2 separate regions of the Homo sapiens genome follow, and region 2 is linked to region 1. The links are chromatin contacts, found by Hi-C in ENCODE. All regions are on one chromosome and are shown on one strand. The core of a region is the stretch at or near the end of the contact, and the rest is flanking DNA. Distances in the headings are between cores, read along the strand shown.

Evidence for each region. A loop is a pair of places that touch in the nucleus more often than their neighbours do.
Region 2: a loop to region 1 is called in a map of PC-9, with 2.5 times the contacts of the local background. The contact joins two enhancer-like sites. A Hi-C loop is called at or near these places in 2 of 168 maps with a recorded cell type or tissue (Caco-2 and PC-9).

What each region holds. Positions count from the first base shown.
Region 1 is chr11:85,120,322-85,125,252 of GRCh38, forward strand. The region is part of intron 5 of DLG2 (discs large MAGUK scaffold protein 2); the gene reads right to left. Among named protein-coding and RNA genes, the nearest start is that of DLG2, 500 kb to the right of the region's middle. RefSeq lists an enhancer at 3,574-3,623. Within about 2 kb of position 3,635, at least 2 of the 41 ENCODE cell types and tissues checked have a DNase peak (open chromatin) inside an H3K27ac peak, as active enhancers do.
Region 2 is chr11:85,168,699-85,173,451 of GRCh38, forward strand. All of the region lies in intron 4 of DLG2 (discs large MAGUK scaffold protein 2), which reads right to left. Among named protein-coding and RNA genes, the nearest start is that of DLG2, 460 kb to the right of the region's middle. Within about 2 kb of position 1,638, at least 4 of the 41 ENCODE cell types and tissues checked have a DNase peak (open chromatin) inside an H3K27ac peak, as active enhancers do.

The DNA.
Region 1 (4,931 bases), core at 2,385-4,884:
ATGTTCTCAGTTTAAACAGAACTTTAGATTTCTAAGTAAATTATGGGTGTATTAATTCAGGACAGTTTTATTTTAAGAGACTTGCAAGAAAACACCATATCTAGAAATCCTAAGAGATTCAAAACAAAGAAAGGGAGGAAGAGTTTATTTTGCTTAAAATGTATACTTTCATTTATGGTTTCTTTAGCAAATAAATTTTTTAAATTTTTATCATTAAGAATATCAAGAAATTATCCTTGTAATGTCCTATTTAGAACTCTATTTAAAAACAAATAATTTATTTTATTTTAGGGTATCTTAAAGACAGCATCAAAGGTTATATTTCTCATTGTAAAAGCATGAAGTATGCGAGAGGTAAGCTAAAAAAATTAATACTTTATGAAATGTGTTTTCATACAAAAATCAAAATTCTTGCTGGCATAGATAATAAATGGTATGATTTATGTCTTGAAATTTGACTTTTGGATATTCTTTTTTGAAACATAATTAAATGGTCTTCGAGGAGACTCTACTGCTAACTACATTGCTGCTTGGTAAAGTGGTATAATAGATTATTCTAAGTCATTTCTGTCTAGGGGTTTCAGAACAATTTTAAGGGAACATTTGAAAGTCTGTAAAGCTTTTAACTCAGATCTTAACCACAGAATAACGTAACATCCATTCAGCTCCTGTATGCATAGTGCTGGTGTCATCTGTGGCTAGTTGGACAAATTCCAAGTAATAATTACTATTATAGTTTTTTAAGTTCCTTTTGTAGGTTACTTGGGATAAAGCCATTTAATGATACTGATACACTTTGTTCTCTGAAATGTAAACCAGTATAAAAAAGTAGCCGAACTGCTGTGAACCTCTTCCTAGACAAGTTTGTATCCTGAAAGTTGAGTAAAACATAATGTATTCCACTTAAAAAAATTATATTATTTCTCCAATTATTTTATAACCTGATAATTTAGGAGAATAACATCATTTTTTAATTTTCTATTGCACACCTTTCTAACTCACTTTAATGTTTTCATAGTAAAATATACTACATTAATATTGTTATTCTTTTATAGTATATTTATGATAAATATGTTATATATATATTATAAAGTCAAATAATTTTCCCCAAAAAATACCATGCTATATTAAATCACTAAGAAATTAAATGAACATGAGTTGGCATTCTTTTATCAAACTGAAAAGCAGATCTGACTGCTTTAGTTTTTGTTTAATAAAAAGGTGCAATTGTCTTCTAAGTATTTTGTACTTAAATTTTAGAAATTTCAATTATGATCATGATAATTTGGTTTATCATAGATGTGATTCAATTGCCATTTTCCAGGTGTATATAAGGAATTTTACCTCTATTAGTCCATTTCTTTTATACAAAAATGACACTTCCAAGTATCATTTCAGGCTCACCAAATATTCACAGATAAGTTTACCAATTGGCTGTCTCTTAACTGAATAGTTTCTCCATCAGAGTACAAAGATTTCTTTCACAACTATTTATTGTGAAATGCACATTATATATACACATGTACATATGTGTGTACATGTATGTATATATGCTAAAACATTTGTGTATATGTGCACATGAGTCTATATATACACACACAGAAGTACATGGATATCTACATAAGAGTGTTGTGTGTGTGTGTAGTATGTATGTATGTGTGTGTGTAAATTAGAGGAAGGAAGAATTTCACCCACTCATTCACTTATTGAACAGTGAAATAGCTATCAAATGTCTGTTAAATGAAAGAATCAATCAACACTTGTAGTACATCTGCCAGTACCATGGTAAGTGATCAGCTATAAATACAACTAAGAACTTCCCCTGTCCTCAAGGAATTCACATTCTAGCAAGAAATAGGCACATGGAAAAGCTAACTACACAACCAGATAAAGACTATAACAAAGATGCAGACAATGTGCGGAGAACATGGAGGCTGATGGGCTCAGTCTAGTAGGACAATACCAAGGAAAGTACTTAAAGAGAAATCCGCATTTAGCTGAATCTTAAAGGTTAAGAAATGTATTAGGGAAGTATCAAGCTAGGAAGTTGAGAGGTATTCCAGGCATAAGAAAAAACAGGCACAACGAAGAAACAAGAGGATGAAATTCAAATTATTTGGGGAAACCAAATGTTATTGATTATAGTTGACTAAGGCATGAAAGGTAGTGGGATCTGAGATAGGCAGTTAGGCAAGGGATACAACATCGAGGGCCATGTGCTGCAGGGGAAACAATGCAGACTTTATCTTGAAGGGCAGTGCTTCTCAAACCTTAATGTGCAAAATCAACTAAGGATACAAATCAATTATCGATCTTATGAAAACGCAGATTCTGATTCAGTAGTTTCACACGGGGACTAAGATCCTGCATTTCCAGCAGTTTTCTAGCAGATGATATTGCATTTGGTGAACAAACAAAATTTTGAATAAGGGAGCAGTAGGGGACAGGGAATCCCTGAAGGATTATAACGAGAGTTGCAGAGTTGTGATATACATGCAAATTATATATATATATACACACACACACATAAATGCACACACATATACACACATATATATGTATATTTATACACATATACACACACATATTTATACACACACATGCATGTATGTGTGTCTGTATATATATTATATATATATATATATATATTTTTTTTTTTTTTTTTTTTTTTTTTGAGACAGAGTCTCGCTCTGTCGCCCAAGCTGGAGTGCCATGGTGCGATCTCGGCTCACTGCAAGCTCCACCTCCCGGGTTCATGCCATTCTCCTGCCTCAGCCTCCCAAGTAGCTGGAACTACAGGCACCTGCCACCACACTCGGCTAATTTTTTGTATTTTTAGTGAAAACGGGGTTTCACCGTGTTAGCAAGGATGGTCTCGATTTCCTGACCTCGTGATCCGCCCGCCTCGGCCTCCCAAAGTGCTGGGATTACAGGCGTGAGCCACCATGCCCGGCCTGTATGTATATTTTTTAAGGGAAGGTTCAAGTTAATGGTGTGGAAAATGTATAGGAGTGGAAAGATAGGAAAGGTAGGAAGACAAATAGGGATTCTATTGTAGAAATCCAGGTAAGAATTAGTGAGTCTCTGAAAAAGACCACTGGTAGTAGAAATTGTAAATAAAGGACAGATTATAAGGAATAGAATAAATAAGGATTGGGGCTGTGGGAGATTTAGGAATAAATAAAAATCAAGGTTAACTCCTACTTTTCTAACCATGACAACTGGGATAGTGGCATACAAAGAAATTGAGCACAGAGCAGAGTAGGAGAACTGTTTATGCTTGGAAGACTCCAGAGAGTAAACATTTTCCGGGAACTTTCGGCTTAAATTTACTTAATAGGTAAATAGAATTCCAAATTCCAAGAACTCATTCATTTACTCTCAAACCCGTTTCTCATAAAACCTGTCATCTCCAAAAGGTTAGCTCGAGAACTGAATTACTTAGATACAAAGAAAGTGATATGTGTGGGTAAGCATATTAAAACAGAGATATGAGGGGCAAAGGTTATTTTCATAGGCTTTTGAATCTGGTACTATCTTTGAACGCACAAATGGAAGAAGAAGCTAAAACATTTGGTATCTTTCTCTCACCAGTAAGAGGCTATAAACCTGCAAAGTATTATTCACTGAAGCCAGAGGAAATCCCCATCACCATGACTACACAAATAGAAATTTGCCACCAGAGTGGTAACTAGCTAATTGAATTAGTGAAATTTATCCTTCAGTGTCAGACTCCCAGAAATGAGGAAATGAGAGAGAAAGAGGAGAGGGAACAGAAACACCATCAGCTGCTATTTATTGGCTATGTGTATACATAGTTGCTACACTAAACCTTATGTGTATGTTGGCACTAGCTACTCCCCTTGTCTGGGATGTTCTTTGCCAAGACCTTCACAAAGGTGATCCTCTTAGATCTTCTTTTAACTTAAGTTTGCTTAAGTATTTATGTGACCTGTGTCACTTAAGATTACTTCTAACACATATACAGACACAGCTCTCATTTTTCTCTACCATACGGTGATGCTAATGGTAATGAAAGATGCCAATTTATGCTAGGATATCTTATTTTCAATAATTTCTCTCATCCTTTCCATGTATAGAGTACTTCGTACTTTTCAAATATATAAACTAATTTGATTCTGTACAATAATCCTGTTCAGGAACTACTGATAAGCCAGTATTATTACCCCATTTCAGACTTGAGAAAAATAAGGGTCAGAGAGGATAAAGTGAGTTTACTAAGATTACTAGTATAATAAATGGAAACCTCAAGTCTATATTTTCTGAATCTTGATCCAACACATATTCTCAGATTGCCTTTGGTGAAACATACATACATGCAACAAGACAGGTCCCTCAGGTAGCTATAATCATGGGTAATCTGCTTTAAGAAAATCTTATATTCCAAACATTCAAATTAAATAATGGATAAATACTAAAGGGCAGTGATGAATTCTTTTTTGTACATCATGAAAGATTTATAATATTTTTTAAAGTTTTGAGCACAGTAAAATTTTTTTTTTTTTTGAGACGGAGTCTCGCTGTGTCGCCCAGGCTGGAGTGCAGTGGCGCAATCTTGGCTCACTGCAAGCTCCGCCTCCCAGGTTCACGCCATTCTCCTGCCTCAGCCTCCCAAGTAGCTGGGACTACAGGCATCCGCCACCATGCCAGGCTAATTTTTTGTATTTTTAGTAGATACGGGGTTTCACCGTGTTAGCCAGGATGGTCTCGATCTCCTGACCTCATGATCTGCCCGTCTCGGCCTCCCAAAGTGCTGGGATTACAGGCGTGAGCCACCGTGCCCAGCCTGAGCGCAGTAAATGTGTAAATGTTATCTAAGTTGTAAAATTTCATTTGCAGTTGTTTCCTCTGCAGACCCACATTTGTCTGAGAATATAAGATTTATGTAAAGGTCTTATAAAGGACAATAC
Region 2 (4,753 bases), core at 388-2,887, 46 kb after region 1:
CTTAAAGCTTATAAAAATTTTGCAGAAATAGGACAAAAAATATCATGTACCTTTCACATGCATTTCCAGCTATATAGTTGTTTATGGTAGCTGGTCTTATCTAGTACCAGGTACTTCATTATGTCAATGTCTTCGTCATTGCAAACCTTTAAAAAGTCTGGCTGACTACTATGCAGGTATGCAAATAATAAAAAAGGTTTCTATAAACTAACAGAATTTTTTTCAGGATACACTGTTAAAGTAAAACAAGCAAAGTGCTAAAGAACACGGTCATCCCCTCAGTACCCATGTGGAGTTGGTTCCAGAAACCTTCACAGATACCAAAATTTGTGTATGCTCAAGTCCCTCATATAAAGTGAAGTAGTATTTGCATATAACCTACACATATCCTCCCAGATACTTTTAAACATCTCTAGATTACTTATAATACCAAATACAATGGGAACGCTATAAAAATAGTTGTTGTACTGTATTTTTATTTGTATTATTTTCATTGCCATACTGTTATTTTTATTGTCTTTTAATATTTTCGATTTCAGGTTGATTGTATATGTGGATGCAGAACCTGTGGCTAAGAGAAGTTCAACTGTGTCTATAATATGCTATCTTCCGTGTAAGTGTAGGGGCAAAGGAAATTTTCCGCTCCCTCTCTGAAGGTTCCAGTTTGCTAAAATAAACTGATAACATGAAAAACGGTACGTAAATGTATTAACATGCAAGTGTGCACATACAAACTATGTATGAGCCATACAAAATTGAAACACAAAAAAGGATGAGATGGCTAATGCTTAAATAGCACCCTCTTCATAGAGGACAAGGAGATGAGGGAATGTAGGCAATTTTTAGGGGTAGTAAATGATTTTTAGGAGAGTTGATTGGGCCCAAAGAACAGATCATCATTTGTGAATTGCTGTGTTTGGAAACTGAATGGGACCTTAAGAACAGACAATAGTTTGTGACATTCTGTCTAGATATGTAATATTCCTCAGTCTTTCTTCCTGAAATATGAGTTTACTCCTCTCTAAATAATAAAATTTCAGGGAAGGTATCCAAAGCAATTATGTTCCTTCTGGAGTAGCTTCAGATAAAGAACCTTCAGAGAGTTCGACCCTGTGCTTGGGAAGAGACACAGAAGGTCAAAAAGTCCTTGATTCTGAGGCCTTCTAATTTCCTTTAATTCAAGTGCTAAGCATGTCAAAGAGCTATACTTTTGGGTATCATTTTCTAAGCCCCAACATAAGAAAGAAGGGAAAATAAAAACACATACATGTATCTTATTTGTCCTATGGGGGGAAAAGTTTCCCCAAGCCACCTAGGATTCCTGGCTAAGCCTAAAAATAGGAGAAAAGCACATAATTTTAATTCAATAAAAGTTTATATATTACATGGCAGCGAGCCATCATAAGGAAATGAAGATCCAAAGACCCAAGGAAAACTGTATTTTAAAAAATAAATCTGATAAAAGCAGTGCAGAGTTGTGAAGAAACATGACTGGACAAAAAGGGGTATGATCTAATGGTAATAGACTGGAGGGACAGGGGAGAGGAGAAGGAACTTCAGTAAGGCCTGTTTGTTCAGATTTTTTCCTGTGTCTCTGTATGACATTCTTTCCCCCCACATATACAGCAGGATACTTGCCTCGTAAGAACCTTTAGGGTAAAAGGGAGGCCAGAGAGTGACCTTTCCAGGTTTCATGCTTGCTTTGGGGAAGAGGAATTCTAGTTTCTATGACTCACCCAAGGGGAGAGTAATTCTGCTTTCTATGACTCAGCTTGGGCAGGAAAAATAGTGGGGAAAGGTGAATAGAAGAAAGTCAAAGAAACTCTGAGCCCCTTACAATCTCCTTCAGTTCAAAGTACTCAGCATGACAAAGTACCATAATTTGAGGTATCATGTTCTGAGCCCAACACTACAAAATTCAAGTTAGGAAGGTTAAATAATGTCCCAGGTTGGCAACTATCTGAGGCTGGTATTGCACAGGTGGTAAAAAGAATTTACCAAGACAGCTGTACGTAAAGAAAGGCAGGTTTGAGAAAGTAGGAAAATGCATTGCAAGAAAACAACAGGTAGGTCAGCAGGAGAGGAGGTGACTGACAGGAGAGAGAGACTTGCTGGGGATTTTATAGGATGATGTTTGTGCTGTGTGCTGAAGAGGGCTTTCTCTTTTTGCTTTCCCTTGGTCCCACCAGCCCAACTCCCCTTCTCTAATTAGGACTCCACAAATAAGGCATAACAAATAAAAAAAAAAAACAGGGGAGAAGGGAAAGCTCTTCCTTACAGGAAAATGTCAACAAATACACGTAGAAGAAATGAGGCAATCAGAAAACTACCAACCGGAAGACACCATAGTAATAATTGTTTGGAAAAGAAGGTGATACACAAAATATTTACCTAAATGCAAAATATCTCAAGGGGTGCCAGATAAGATAGCCAATTAGAAGCAGCTGCAGTCTGCAGCTGTCACAGGGAGGAGTGAAAACAGGAAGCGAATTCTGTACCTTCAACTGAGGTATCCAGGTTATTGCATTAGGACTGACTAGGTAGACAGCTGGACCCATGGAGAGTGAGGAAAAGCAGGGTGAAGCAATGGCCCACGGAGCAGCACAGAGCCAGGGGAACCCCCACCTCCAGCCAAGGGAGGTGGTGAGTGATTATGCACCCTCATCTGGGAAACCATGGTTTCCCCATGGATCTTTGCAAACTGTAGATCAGGAGATCCCCTCGTGAGCCAATGCGACCAGGGCCTTGGATCCGAAGCAGAGAGCTGTGTGGAAACTCCACATAATGGCCACTGGGGCATGCACAGAGGCCCAAGGGTTTTGTATAATCTGGCCCTGGGAATTCCAGTGAGGTGGGAGATCCATCCACGCATTACGCTAGGAAGGGGGCTGAATCCAGGAGTTAAGTGGCTTCATTCTGTGGGCCCTACTCCTACAGCACCTTACAGGTTAAGACCCACTGGCTTGGAATTCCAGCCAGCCAGTGGCAGCAGGCTGGAGACTGCCTGAAACAGACCAAGTTCCTGGGGGGAAGGGCAGCCACCATCTCTGAAGTTAAGAGTGGGCCATTCTACCCTGCCAGCTCCAGGGAGTCCAGGCTGTCTGGACTGGAAGGAGTTCCCCACAATACAGCATAGCTGCCATGCCAGATCATGGCCAGACTGCTGCTTTAACTGATCCCTCCCTCCTCACTGGGTGGGGCCTCCCTGTGGGAATTACAGCAACTTCAGCCAAGTTTTTCAGACAGAACTCTGATCTCTCCCTAGGATGAAGCCCCAGGGGGAAGTGGCCACTGTCCCTGTGGTTCAGCTGGCTTAGATGTTCCAGCCTGCTGGCACTGAAGAGTCCGGGCATTCTGGACGAGGGGGGGTTCCGCCCAGTGCAGCACACCTGCTTTGCTAAGGGGCAGCCATACTGCTTGTTTAAGTGGGTTCCTGAATCCCTTCCTCCGGACTGGGTGAGTCCTCCCAATAAGGGTCTCCAGACGCCTCCTACAGGAGCGTTCTGGCCAGCATCAGGTTGGTGACCCCCTGAAATCCATTAGCTCCCAGAGGAAGGAGAAGGCTACCCTCTTTGCTGTTTCACAGCCTTCACTGATGATATCTCCAGGTGCTGAAGGGAACAAGGTGACCAGGGTCTAGAGTGGACCCCCAGGAAACTGCAGCAGCTCTACAGAAGAGTGGCCTGAATGTTAAAAGAAAAACAAACAGAAAGCTACAACAACAACATCAACAAGAAAGACCCCACAAAAACCCCATTCAAAGGTCAGCAACCTCAAAGATTGAAGGTAGAGAAGCCCACAAAGATGGAACAGAATCAATGCAAAAATGCTGAAAACTCAAAAAGCCAGAGTGCCTTTTCTCCTCCAAATGACTGCAATACCTCTCCTGCAAGGGCACAGAACTGGGCTGAGGTTGAGATGGCTGAATTGACAGAAGTAGGCTTCAGAGAGTGGTTAATAATGAATAACAAACTTTGCTGAGCTAAAGGAGCATATTCTAACCCAATGCAAAGAAGGTAAGAATCATGATGAAACAATACAAGACCTGATAACCAGAACAGCTAGTTTAGTGGGAACATAATAGATCTGATGAAGCTGAAAAACAACACAAGAATGTTACAATGCGACCACAAGTATCAATAGCAGCATAGACCAAGCAGAGGAAAGAATCTCAGAGCTTGAAGACAATCTTTCTGAAATAAGACAGGCAAAAAAAATAGAGAGTAAAGAATGAAAATGAACAAACCAAACCTCTGAGAAATATAGGATTACGTAAAGTGACCAAACCTATGAATGATTGGGGTACCTGAAAGAGACAAGGAGAATGGAACTAAGTTGGAAAACATACTTCAGAATATCATCCAGGAGAACTTCCCTAACCTAGCAAATCGGGCCAACATTCAAATTCAAAAAATCCAGGGAACCCCAGTAAGATACCCAACAAGAAGATAATCCCCAAGATGCATAATCGTCAGATTCTCCTAGGTTGAAATGAAAGAAAAAAATGGTTAAGAGCAGCCAGAGAGAAAGGCCAGGTGACTAACAAAGAGAAGCTCAGCAGACTAACAGCAAACCTCTAAGCAAAAACCCTACAAACCAGAAGAGATTGGGGCCAATATTCAACATTCTTAAAGAAAAGTATTTCCAACCCAGAATTTCATGTCTGGCCAAACTAAACTCCATAAGTGAAGGAGAAATAAGATTCTTCTCAGACAAGCAAATGCTGATGTAATTTATCACCATCAGGCCTGCC